2 separate regions of the Homo sapiens genome follow, and region 2 is linked to region 1. The links are chromatin loops, found by intact Hi-C in ENCODE. Cell type or tissue: Caco-2. All regions are shown on one strand. Links, peaks and the distances in the headings refer to the core of each region. The heading gives the core; the rest is flanking DNA.

Region 1 (5,388 bases), core at 389-5,388:
TGCCCATTTTCATATCCATTCCTTCAGTAATTTGGCTATGGTAGGGTCCAGCTCTCTAGTTGTCCTCAACCTGTGGAGAATATGTGAACTTCTCTCTTCATGTCCTCTATAGGGAAGTGGAATAGCTTTTGCTCTTTTACCTCTGTTTCTCACAAATGTGTAGGCCAAGGTTGAAGCTAGTCAATAGCCCATTCACTACCGTCAGCATCCAAGCATCATGCCATGAATCAGGGAGGAGGGAGATGTTGGCTTTTCTCCTTTGCCATCTTTCCTTAGGGTCCCTTACTTTTCCCTTGTAAACAAGAACTAAATGGGGGAAACTGGTATCCAACTGGACCTTAAGGCAAGTAAAAAATTTGTAACACATCTGTATTACAAGCAAGGAAATAAGTACATCTCAAAGACCATCTAAAATAATGCTTTTCTCACGAATTTTTGTTCATGATTTTTTTAATAATGAGAATACCTTTTCCACATTAGTATACAGGCAAACTCATTTGTTGGGAAGACTGATTTACACATCAAGAGAGTATAAACACTTTTACCAACAGGGCATTTCTTGTTTGCACTGGAAGGCCCAGTGAACCTAAGAAGCGAGGTATAGCTTGGTCTGCTTCTTTTACTTCCTCTTCTGCATCTAGCTAGTGTGCTTTAAAACTATGTCCTTTTAGTGTCAAAGGGCATGTCATGCAGTATATAACTCACCATGAATGGGAGAATGTGTAAATAGCAAGGCATTAAGCAGCTCAAGGGACTTGAAGATGGGTAGTACAGAGCACTTAGGCAATGCGCTGTGAGAAGAGGCTGCTGGAGGGGAAATGTAATACTTGTCTTCAAGTATATGAAGGATTATTATTGCATCATAGCTGTTGATTCCTTGGAGCCGTCCTTGCTCTACCATTTTCCAGGGCTTCTGATTTGCTCTTACCGGATCTCCAGGCCCTCCAGGATGTGGATCAATCTCATTTGTCCCCCTCAGTACTCACGTCCAGCCACACTCAGTCAAGCACTGCTCTGTTCCCCAAACACTTAACTTACATGCCTGCACTCAGCGACCCCAATCCCACATTTCCGTATTTTCTCCCTCTTCTCAGGCCCTGCTGGTGACCCATGTTCTCATATAGCTATCCCTGGCCTATATTTGAATCTCTCTACTACCAACTACTAGTGGTACTCATGTTTTGAGCACCTACTATGTATCAGGCACTATGCTGACTGTTTTGCTAAATAACTTTAGCTTTATTTTGCAGATGAAAATACTGATGCCAAGAAAATAACAAAATTATTTTCTCATATTCATACAGCTAGTAAGTATAACATAGGGACCTGAACATGGTCTAACTATAAAATCTATGCATTAAATTATTCAATTTAAGCTTCAGTTTCCTTATATGTAAAATGGGACAAATGTTGATTACTCACCTGTTTTTTGCAGGCCTTACATAAAATATGTAATTAAAAAGCCTTGTACATTCTAGGACTCAGTAAATATTTGTTCCTCTCTTCCTCTGATTTTTCTATATCAGTTTTGGTCCATTCTACCTGGTTAGTACTTTTCCTGTTACTTTATTGAAGTGGTTTTGCATACCATTAGGCTGTAAGTAAGCAGGGACAATGTCTTTAGCTGTATTTCTCCTTATTCTCCCAGGAAGCCTGCTGGAGTGTGACGGAAATTAGCATGAAAATGCAAAATAAAAAATTTAGAATTGTTTTCACTAAACATTGCCCTGCCTGTGAACATAAACATATATAAGGGTCTGGATTAAAGAACAAGAAAGCAGTAGAATCCATTCAGAAAGGCTTAGCTGCCATGGATAGCAGAACTGGATGACTGTTTTCAGATTCCCTTTCAGGCTTTCTTAGATTAAATAACAGTGCTAAACACAAACACAAACAACAACAAAAAAACAAAAACAGCTAATTATGGCCACTCTTTTAGTCATATTTAAATTGGTATGTCTAAGAACATCTGAAAGCCCATATTTAAACATATTGGTATTTAAAAATGTTTACAATACAGAAGCCATAAGTGATTAAACATTACGATTTAGAAACATTTGATGAACATCACCTACCAATATTATTTCAAAGAAAGCAGATGCCTTCTATAAACAAACATTGTCCTAAACAAGCAAGATATCTTGGTTTACATGATAACATCACCTTGATGTCAAAGAAAGGTTTTTATCAATTTTTTGTAAAGTATTATACTAACTCCTCTCTCCACTTGAACCCTTTTGCCTTTGTGAGATCTTATAATTATATTTACTTGAAATAAGTGGTAGGAAGGTCCTAGATAGATAAGAATTCTCCTTTTTTTTTACTTTGTTCTAGAAAACAGAACGAAAATAGGTCAGTTTTTAAGGAAATGATGGCTGCATATATAAATAATATAAACACTCCTATCACTGTCCTAGGAGGACATTTATCATGTAGACAGCCATAGATACCCAGATCTGGCCTCCCACTTACAGCTCTCAACTTTTTAATTGTCAATTGGAAACTTGATTATTATCAGTTAAAAATAACCAGGGTACTCTGGCAATGATTTAACTTGTTTGACTTTCTTAAGCTAACAATTAACATTTTAGACAATTGTTGACAAAATATTTAACTCTCCCATGCATTTGTGTAAACAACTTTTCTAATATGCCTTAGATGTTCTGGGGGACACATCTTTCCAAAGCTTCCCAGGTCCATGCAGAGGCCTGTAAAGTAGATGCATTCAAAGACTCCAAAGACTTTCATAGCATTGCACTAGGATTTCCTGGGACCTTCAGGAACACTTAAGTATACGGATACGTCAGTCTTATCTTGACAGCAGTAAATTTGAAATGCCAATCCCTCTATTTACAATAAGTGCTATTTCATCATTTAAAACCGACAACTGAAAGCTGAGTATACATTTAACTCCTAGAAGAACCAGTATTATCATTCATTGTTTAGAAGTTTATTACTACTAACACTAGTATTGCATTTTGGCAGTGCTTAATTTTTCCTAAAGCTTGTTCAGAAAAACACGCTCATTTGCTTCTCTCAACAAGCTGGGGCAGCATGATTGTCCTCTCTGTTCCACAGATGACTGCTAAGTGACTTGTCCTAGGTAACCCAGATGGTGATCCAGCAGGCACAAAACCAAGGGATGTAGGCTCCTTGTCTGATCTACTTTCTTTCCTCCACATGACATTAGAGAAAAGATAATCTCTGAAGCCAGAGATGACATGGAACCACTTATCTAGTGATCCTAGCAACACAATCTATGCAACAGAAAAAGAGCTTGTCTCAGGCAAAAGGGAAAGATTAATAATGTACCACAGAAGCTCTAAACCTTACTGTTCCATGGACCAGCAATTATTCAGTTTCACAGTTCATTCAAAGATTCAAACATACTTCACCAGAAAATGAGTTAGTGCCTAAAGTCTGCTCCAAGTGGTTAGAAATGCAGATCTGCTCAAAGCCCTATAATCCGGGCCCTCTGAAAGGCCCTGTTCCTGCAGACTCTGCAGCAGCGGGGCTTCCCCTGAACTTGTACTTGAGCTAAATGAAGAAACTGGCTGAGTAAGGGCTGTAGAATTAGGCTGTCAATGTGGACAGAATTAAAACTGGCTTGGAGGTTATTCTTGCATTGTTCTTGAAACTTAAGGCTATTGAAAGGATTCAGACATTATATATTCCTTGCTGTATAATACCCATGAAAGTCAACATTATCCCACCAAACAGAAGTTGTCCTTTCACCTTCATTCAACAAATATTACCCACTGTCTTCAAGGCATTGTACTAGAAGGTATGCAGGATACAAAGCTTTCATCTGAGGACACAGCACATCTTTGATTTTAGATGATCAATATTCTCTCCCTTTCTCCAAAGGACATTTATGGCCACTTATGGCATACGAATTAACTATTAAAGTTATACATTCAACACACCTAAGTCACATAAATCTGGTTATGGACACAGTAGCAATAAAATTAAGAAAAAATTCTGACACTCACCCTGAACAAAGGCCCTTTTAAAATTAATAGCATATCTGAAAAATAAGAGGAGCCCGAGTAAAGTGAGACCTGCCAATGTAATGGGCTTGGTGAATCACTTCAAAATGCCCAGGCCTCCCTTTGGACACAATGTTATCAGGTTAATACAGCACTTGCATCACCATCTCTGAGTACCGTGCTGAGTAACAACGGGCCAAATTTAGCAGCTAAAATGGAGAGGGAATTTCCAACAACCCGTGCAATGCCACATATTCTCAGTGAAAAGCAACTACTAGAAATATACTATCCCTTACCCTCCTAACTTAAACTGTGCCTCTCTGCATCATCACTACACCTGGAGAGGGAGCTCCTCTAAGGGAATGTCTCAGGAGATGGCTGGTGGTTAGAAGAGAGAAAGATTCCCTCTTAGGCCAGAGGTAGCACAGCAGCCAGCTATGGCTTCTGCAGCAGTAAGCTTTCAGTCGGGAAGGGCCAGACACCGCTCCCTCACTTCCCTCCCAGCATGGGTATTGCTACTGTAAAGTTACCACGACCACTAAAGTTGGTTTCATTTCCCATCATGAAACACCCTAGAAAAAAAAGGCTGTCTCAGCTTACTGCCAAGTTGGACAAAAGCAGAAGCTCAAAGAACAAGGCCAGAGGCAAACATGCCACCTTTCCTTCAGAGGCTGGGCTGTGAAGGCCACAAGGGAAGCCCACTGTGGCTCTTCACGGCCCCGCTCCGGCCTTGACACCCCGGGCAGAGATCAGTCTTCTCCACTCAGGGTTGGGCCGGGTGCCTCACTTGCGGTTCCATCCCCAGAAACACTTACCAGGAGACTGTGAAGCACACAAAGCCGCATTATTGGGAGACTTGCAGACAGATTATAAATTTACTGGGGACAATCAAGGCATTTAGATACTTTTGGCTACAGATGCTGGTGACACACACATACATACAAACCTCATTCTTCTCTCCATTTGAGCGATTCTTTACCCCCCTCCTTTACCCTAACATCTCTTTTTTCACAAAACAACCTCCCACTGCTTTCCTAGGGAATTCCAGGGAGAAGCGGGAATAGAGCAGGTGGTAGAAAAAGGATATTAGGCTTCGAAGCTCTAATACAACCCCACAAGCTAGTGCTGCTATTCAAGGGTAAAACTGTAAACCCTGTGCAGTTTAACTGTTGGTAGTTATTTTTCATCTGGAGCTGGCCTCAAGGAGTCCCATTCCTAGGTAGCCCAAGTAAATGTGCTTATGGCTGGGGAGAAAAGCACCATCCTACTCCCCAGAGATTCCCAGGGTCTTCGTCACCATGGACCCAGGCCAGGGATTAAGGGAAGCCAGAAAGAGCCATCCTGAGCGTCTGGCCAGAGGATGTCCTCTCCCGAGAGCTCAATATCAAGCTCCTTTGGA
Region 2 (5,388 bases), core at 285-5,284, 65 kb before region 1:
CGATCTTGGCTCACTGCAACCTTTGCCTCCCGGGTTCAAGCAATTGTCCTGACTCAGCCTCCCGAATAGCTGGGATTACAGACGGGTGCCACCACACCTGGTTATTTTTTTGTATTTTTAGTAGATATGGGGTTTCACCATGTTGGTCAGGCTGGTCTCGAACTCCTGACCTCGTGATCCGCCTGTCTTGGCCTCCAAAAGTGCTGGGATTACAGGCATGAGCCACCATGTCCAGCCACCATTTCTTATTAATACAATAGCTTCCTATATAATCTCCTTAAAATTTCCCTCCTCCTGTCTTTTTAAAAACACAACAGCGAGAATGATCCATTGAATACCTAAGTCAGATTATGCCACTTCTCTGCTTAAAACCCTCCAGTACCTTCCTGTAATGGTTAACATTAACTGTTAATTTGACTGGATTGAAAGATGCAAAAGTATTGTTCCTGGGTGTCTGTGAGGGTGTTGCCAAAGGAGATTAACATTTGAGTCAGTGGATCGGGAAAGGCAGACCCACCCTCAATGTGGGTAGGTACCATCTAATCAGCTGCCAGTGTGGCTAGAGTAAAGCAGGCAGAAGACGTTGGAAAGAGCAGACTTGCTGAGTCTTCTGGCCTCCATCTTTCTCCTGTGCTGGATGCTTCCTGCCCTCGAACATCAGACTCCAAATTCTTTAGCTTCTCGACTCTTGGACTTACACCAGTGGTTTGCCAGAGGCTCTCACACCTTTGGCCACAGACTGAAGTCTTCACTGTTGGCTTCCTTACCTTTGAGGTTCGGGACTTGGACTGGCTTCCTTGCTCCTCAGCTTGTAGGCAACCTATTTGTGGGACTTCATCTTGTGATCCTGTGAGTCAATTCTCCTAATAAACTCCCCTTCAGGTATACATATATCCTATTAGTTCTGTCCCTTTAGAGAACCCTGACTAACACAGATTTTGGTACCAGGAGTGGGAACCAGTTAAGACTTTGGGTGACTGTTGGAAGGGTGTGATTGTGTTTTGAAGTGTGAGGACATGAGATTTGGGAGGGGCCAGGACTGGAATGATATAGTTTGGCTTGGCCCCACCCAAATCTCATCTTGAATTGTAGTTCCCATAATCCTCACTTGTCATAGGAGGGACCCAGTGGGAAGTAATTGAATCATGGGAGCAGTTACCTCCATGCTGTTCTCATGATAGTGAGCAAGTTCTCATGAGATCTGGTGGTTTTATAAGGGGCTTTTCCCCCACTTTGCTCTGCACTTCTCCTTGCTGCCACCATGTGAAGAAAGATGTGTTTGCTTCCCCTCCCACCATGATTGTAAGTTCCCTGAGGCCTCCTCAGCCCTGCTCAACTGTGAGTCAAATAAACCTCTTTATAAATTACCCAGCCTCAGGTATGTCTTTATTAGCAGCATGAAAACAGACTAATACACTTCCCATCTAATTCAGAACAAAAGCTGAAATCTTTTCAGTGGTCTACAAGGCCGTATGCAACCTGCCTCCAAGACCGCATTACTTCTTTGATATCAATTCCCATTTCTCTCTCCTTCGCTTACTGCTCTGACCATATGGGCCACCTTGTTATTCCTAGAGCATTCCAGGGATACTCCTGTCTCAGAATGTTTGCACTTTTTCTTCAGCCTGCCTAAGAATGCTCTTTCCCCTGATGTCTGCTTGGTACTATCCTACACCTCCTTCAGGTCCTTGCTCAAATGCCACCTTCTCAGTGAGGCTTCTATAACCTTCCTATTTAAAACTGACTCCTTTCTCTGACTTATTTTATACCACAACACGTGCCACCATCCAACATCCTATGCATTGTACTTGTGTTGTGTTGTGTTTTCTCTGCTAGAATGTAAGCCCCATGAGAACAGGAATTTTTGTTTGCTCAACATGTGCCTACTACAGTGCCTGGCATATAGTAGGACTCAATAAATATTTGAGTAGATAACATTTAAATATGCTTAAATTTCAATTGTTACATATATTGAAACCTCTTGGTTTACACGCCTCTTCCAGGTTAAGGGCTTCTGTGATCTCACAAGAGGCATCCACCTTATCAGGGTCAAATTTTTCAGACATTTTTCACATAAATGGTCAACTGCCTGAACCTAAAAAGTTTTTAGAAAACAGGACATATTATGAGTGGGAAACAAACAAACAAAAACCAACATATATTTAAATACCTTCCAAGAAAATCTCAGAAGCAGCCCACCAGATTTAGATACTATATACTTGGCTATGTTGTTTTGCAAAGGCTGGAAACATAAGGAAGTTCTGGAAGTCAGCAAACACCAGTATTTGGCCTTAAAATGATTTAACACACACAAAAATGGCACTGTGCCTTTGGAGACCTGGAATGCAGCATTACAGGTTTTCTCCAAAACAGTTTCATTTACTTAACATTACTCTGACCCTTTAACTTCTAACTTGCTGTACAATTAAGCTATTTAAGCCTTCGACTTAGTGCTCTTTGTGCTACAATCTGGGTCTAAAGTGAAGCAAAAACCACCCTACACCTTTCTGTTTTACTTAAGGTTATTCTGTCCCATGAAGAGGTTTACATATGCAAATTTTAGCACCACATCTGTTTAGCACGCAGTTGTAAGGCTGAGACTATTTCTATTTTACTTTTTCATTCCATAAACATTTATTCAGCCCCTACTATATGTGTTTCAGGCACAGAGAATCAGAATTTTTTTTTCTTGCCTGTTTCAATGCAAAAAGTTCCTACGTAATGCTGATCACATTAAAGTTTGTTACCATGGAAACAAGAGGACAGTCACAATCAGAACTGGCATCAAGTTGCATTGAAAGTAAGGTACTGCTTCTGACAGCAATTGAAAACAATCTGAATTCTGTACTGTTTATAAATCAAGGCAATAATCTTGTCTGTCTTGCACAGCCTTTCTTATTTCCCCATAAAAGTTGTAAATGACTTTTGGAAAAAAAGTTTATCTCTTGAAACGTATTTTTTTTTAAAGTTCAAATTAGATTAAAAGGAACACAATTTACTGGGCTTCACCAATATTTGACCTGGGAAAAATTAGGCTACCCCAAAATAGTAATTTCATGCAAATGAAGTAATTTACTGTCATATGTTTAAACAAATGGTTGTTAATTTTGGAACTTTTTTTCTTCTTTTGTAGCTTTCATCCTTATCCTTGTTTATCTTATTCATATTTTTTCTTTCTATTGCAAGTTATTCTCCATAGTGCTAAAAAGAAAAAAGAAAGCAAACATCATCGGAAATATGAATAAGGGACCTAAGTTAGAGTCCAGTTTAGTCTATGTAGTAGTTATGTGACTTAGGGCAAGCTATTTTATGACTGTGGGACTCAGTTTTCTCATCTGCAAAATGGGGGTGATACTCCCTAAATTATTGAGATTTAAATAAGACAATTTGTAGGATGCCTGGTATATAACAAGTAAGGAGATAGCCAGCCTCCATATCAAATTTGTGATATAAGGCAAGATGCTTGCCTTTCCCAGGCCTTCATTTTTCATATATCAAATGGAGATTTAAAACTTTTCATTTACTAAACTCTTTGGATTGTTGCAGGGGTCAAATCCTTATTTTTACATTTTTACAACATGTAATTCCCATTCATTATAAGATAGTATCATCCTGTTATCCTGTCTCCTTTCTTAGTTGCAGTCTCTCTTGGTATTTTCATTTATTCCTAGTTCTTTTTCTTGTTTCTTTTTCTTTTTCCTTTTCCTTTTTTTTTTTTTTTTTTTTTTTTAGAAGGAGTCTCGCTCTGTAGCTCAGGCTGGAGTGCAGCGGCGCCATCTTGGCTCACTGCAAGCTCCGCCTCGCGGGTTCACGCCATTTTCCTGCGTGAGCCTTTCTGCTAGCTGGGACCACAGGAGCCCGCTACCACGCCCTGCTAATTTTTTTGTATTTTTAGTAGAGACGGGGTTTCACGTGTTAGCCAGGATGGTCTCGATCTCCTGACCTTGTGATCGGCCCACCTCGGCCTTCCAAAGTACTGGGAATACAGGCGTGAGCCACCGCACCTGGCCCCTACTTTTATAAAGGATTTCTCATCTTTTTCTTTATAGACATCTTTACACGTCTCTTTCTCTCTACTATAGCTTTCCTGTTGTTGTATTTTTGTTTCTCTGTTAACTATAAAGTTTTAGAGTATTTCTTTTATTTGTCCTTATTCCTTATGAATTATGTAGTTATTTCTATTATGAAAACTTTAAAAACCAGAAATATTAAATTAGGTATTAATTAATGTTTAATTATAGGTTTAGTTAAACCTATTAATTAATTAAACTATTACTAATGAAAAGGCTAGCAATGTGGAATTGCATTGGAAAAATAAAACATAAGTTGAAACAGATGCTGCTCATGAGCTATATAGCTCATATGTCTAACTCTTTTATATCTGGATTAGATGTTTAATTTGGAAAAAAATGCATTCTTTTTGTAAATATTCAAATATTGCTAAAAGGTCTAAGAAGAAAATAAATATCACCTGAATCTAATACCCTAGAGATCACTACTGTAAATAGTTTGATGAACTTGTCATGAATCTCAATGTATATATGTGCATATTAGATATGTATAATTTCACATAAATGGGCTCATTTATACATATTTTAAAGTCTACTTATTCACTTAATTTATTGTTGCACTAATTCCATGTTAATGTATATGTATTGTATCTCAATTTTAATGGCTGCATAATATTCCATTGTATAGATGTATCATAATATATTTAATAAATTCCCTATGGGTGGACATTTAGGTTACTTGCCCCTTTCTGCTATAATAAAAATGCTGCAGAGAATAACCTTTGTGCCCAGATCCCTTTAGAATAATGGCTAAAAATATAATTAATGAATGAGTTCTTAAACATATCCTAACTTTTGCATTTTCTTCTTTATCCAAACACTAAGGAATTTTTTTTTTTTTTTTTTTTTTTTTTGAGACAGAGTCTCGCTCTGTCACCCAGGCTGGAGTGCAGTGGCGTGATCTCTGCTCACTGCAAGCTCTGCCTCCTGAGTTCACACCATTCTTCTGCCTCAGCCTCCCGAGTAGCTGGGACTATAGGCACCCGCCACTACGCCTAGCTAATTTTTGTATTTTTAGTAGAGATGGCCGTGTTAGCCAGGATGGTCTTGGTCTCCTGACCTCGTGATCCACCCGCCTTGACCTCCCAAAGTGCTGGGATTACAGGCATGAGCCACCACACCCGGCCAGAATTTTTCTTTCTTTTTGTACAACTCAGACCATGTGACAACTTAAAGTGAAATTCAACATCAGTGCTGTTGTAGGTAAAACTGCCTGAAGCAGGACACTTGAGAAGTGTAGAAAGCTTTGTTTTTCCATTAATTTTCCCTAAGTTAAACATTCCTACCATAGAAATAATAGCACATATAAAAATATTTC

Evidence for each region. A loop is a pair of places that touch in the nucleus more often than their neighbours do. Peaks named below come from ENCODE experiments on the same cell type or tissue, not always from the same donor. Only the 100,000 strongest peaks of a DNase experiment are listed, where the experiment ranks them.
Region 2: it touches region 1 in a loop (5-fold over the local background); 22 of 110 quality-filtered maps call a loop at or near these places.

Annotation. Positions count from the first base shown.
Region 1 is chr11:96,334,833-96,340,220 of GRCh38, forward strand. All of the region lies in intron 1 of MAML2 (mastermind like transcriptional coactivator 2), which reads right to left. Among named protein-coding and RNA genes, the nearest start is that of MIR1260B, 3.9 kb to the right of the region's middle. RefSeq lists a silencer at 4,433-4,727. In Caco-2, for the core only: no CTCF peak of the experiment used is centred there; a DNase peak (open chromatin) is centred at 782.
Region 2 is chr11:96,270,372-96,275,759 of GRCh38, forward strand. The region is part of intron 1 of MAML2 (mastermind like transcriptional coactivator 2); the gene reads right to left. Among named protein-coding and RNA genes, the nearest start is that of MIR1260B, 68 kb to the right of the region's middle. In Caco-2, for the core only: no CTCF peak of the experiment used is centred there; a DNase peak (open chromatin) is centred at 2,336; H3K4me3 peaks cover 167 bases.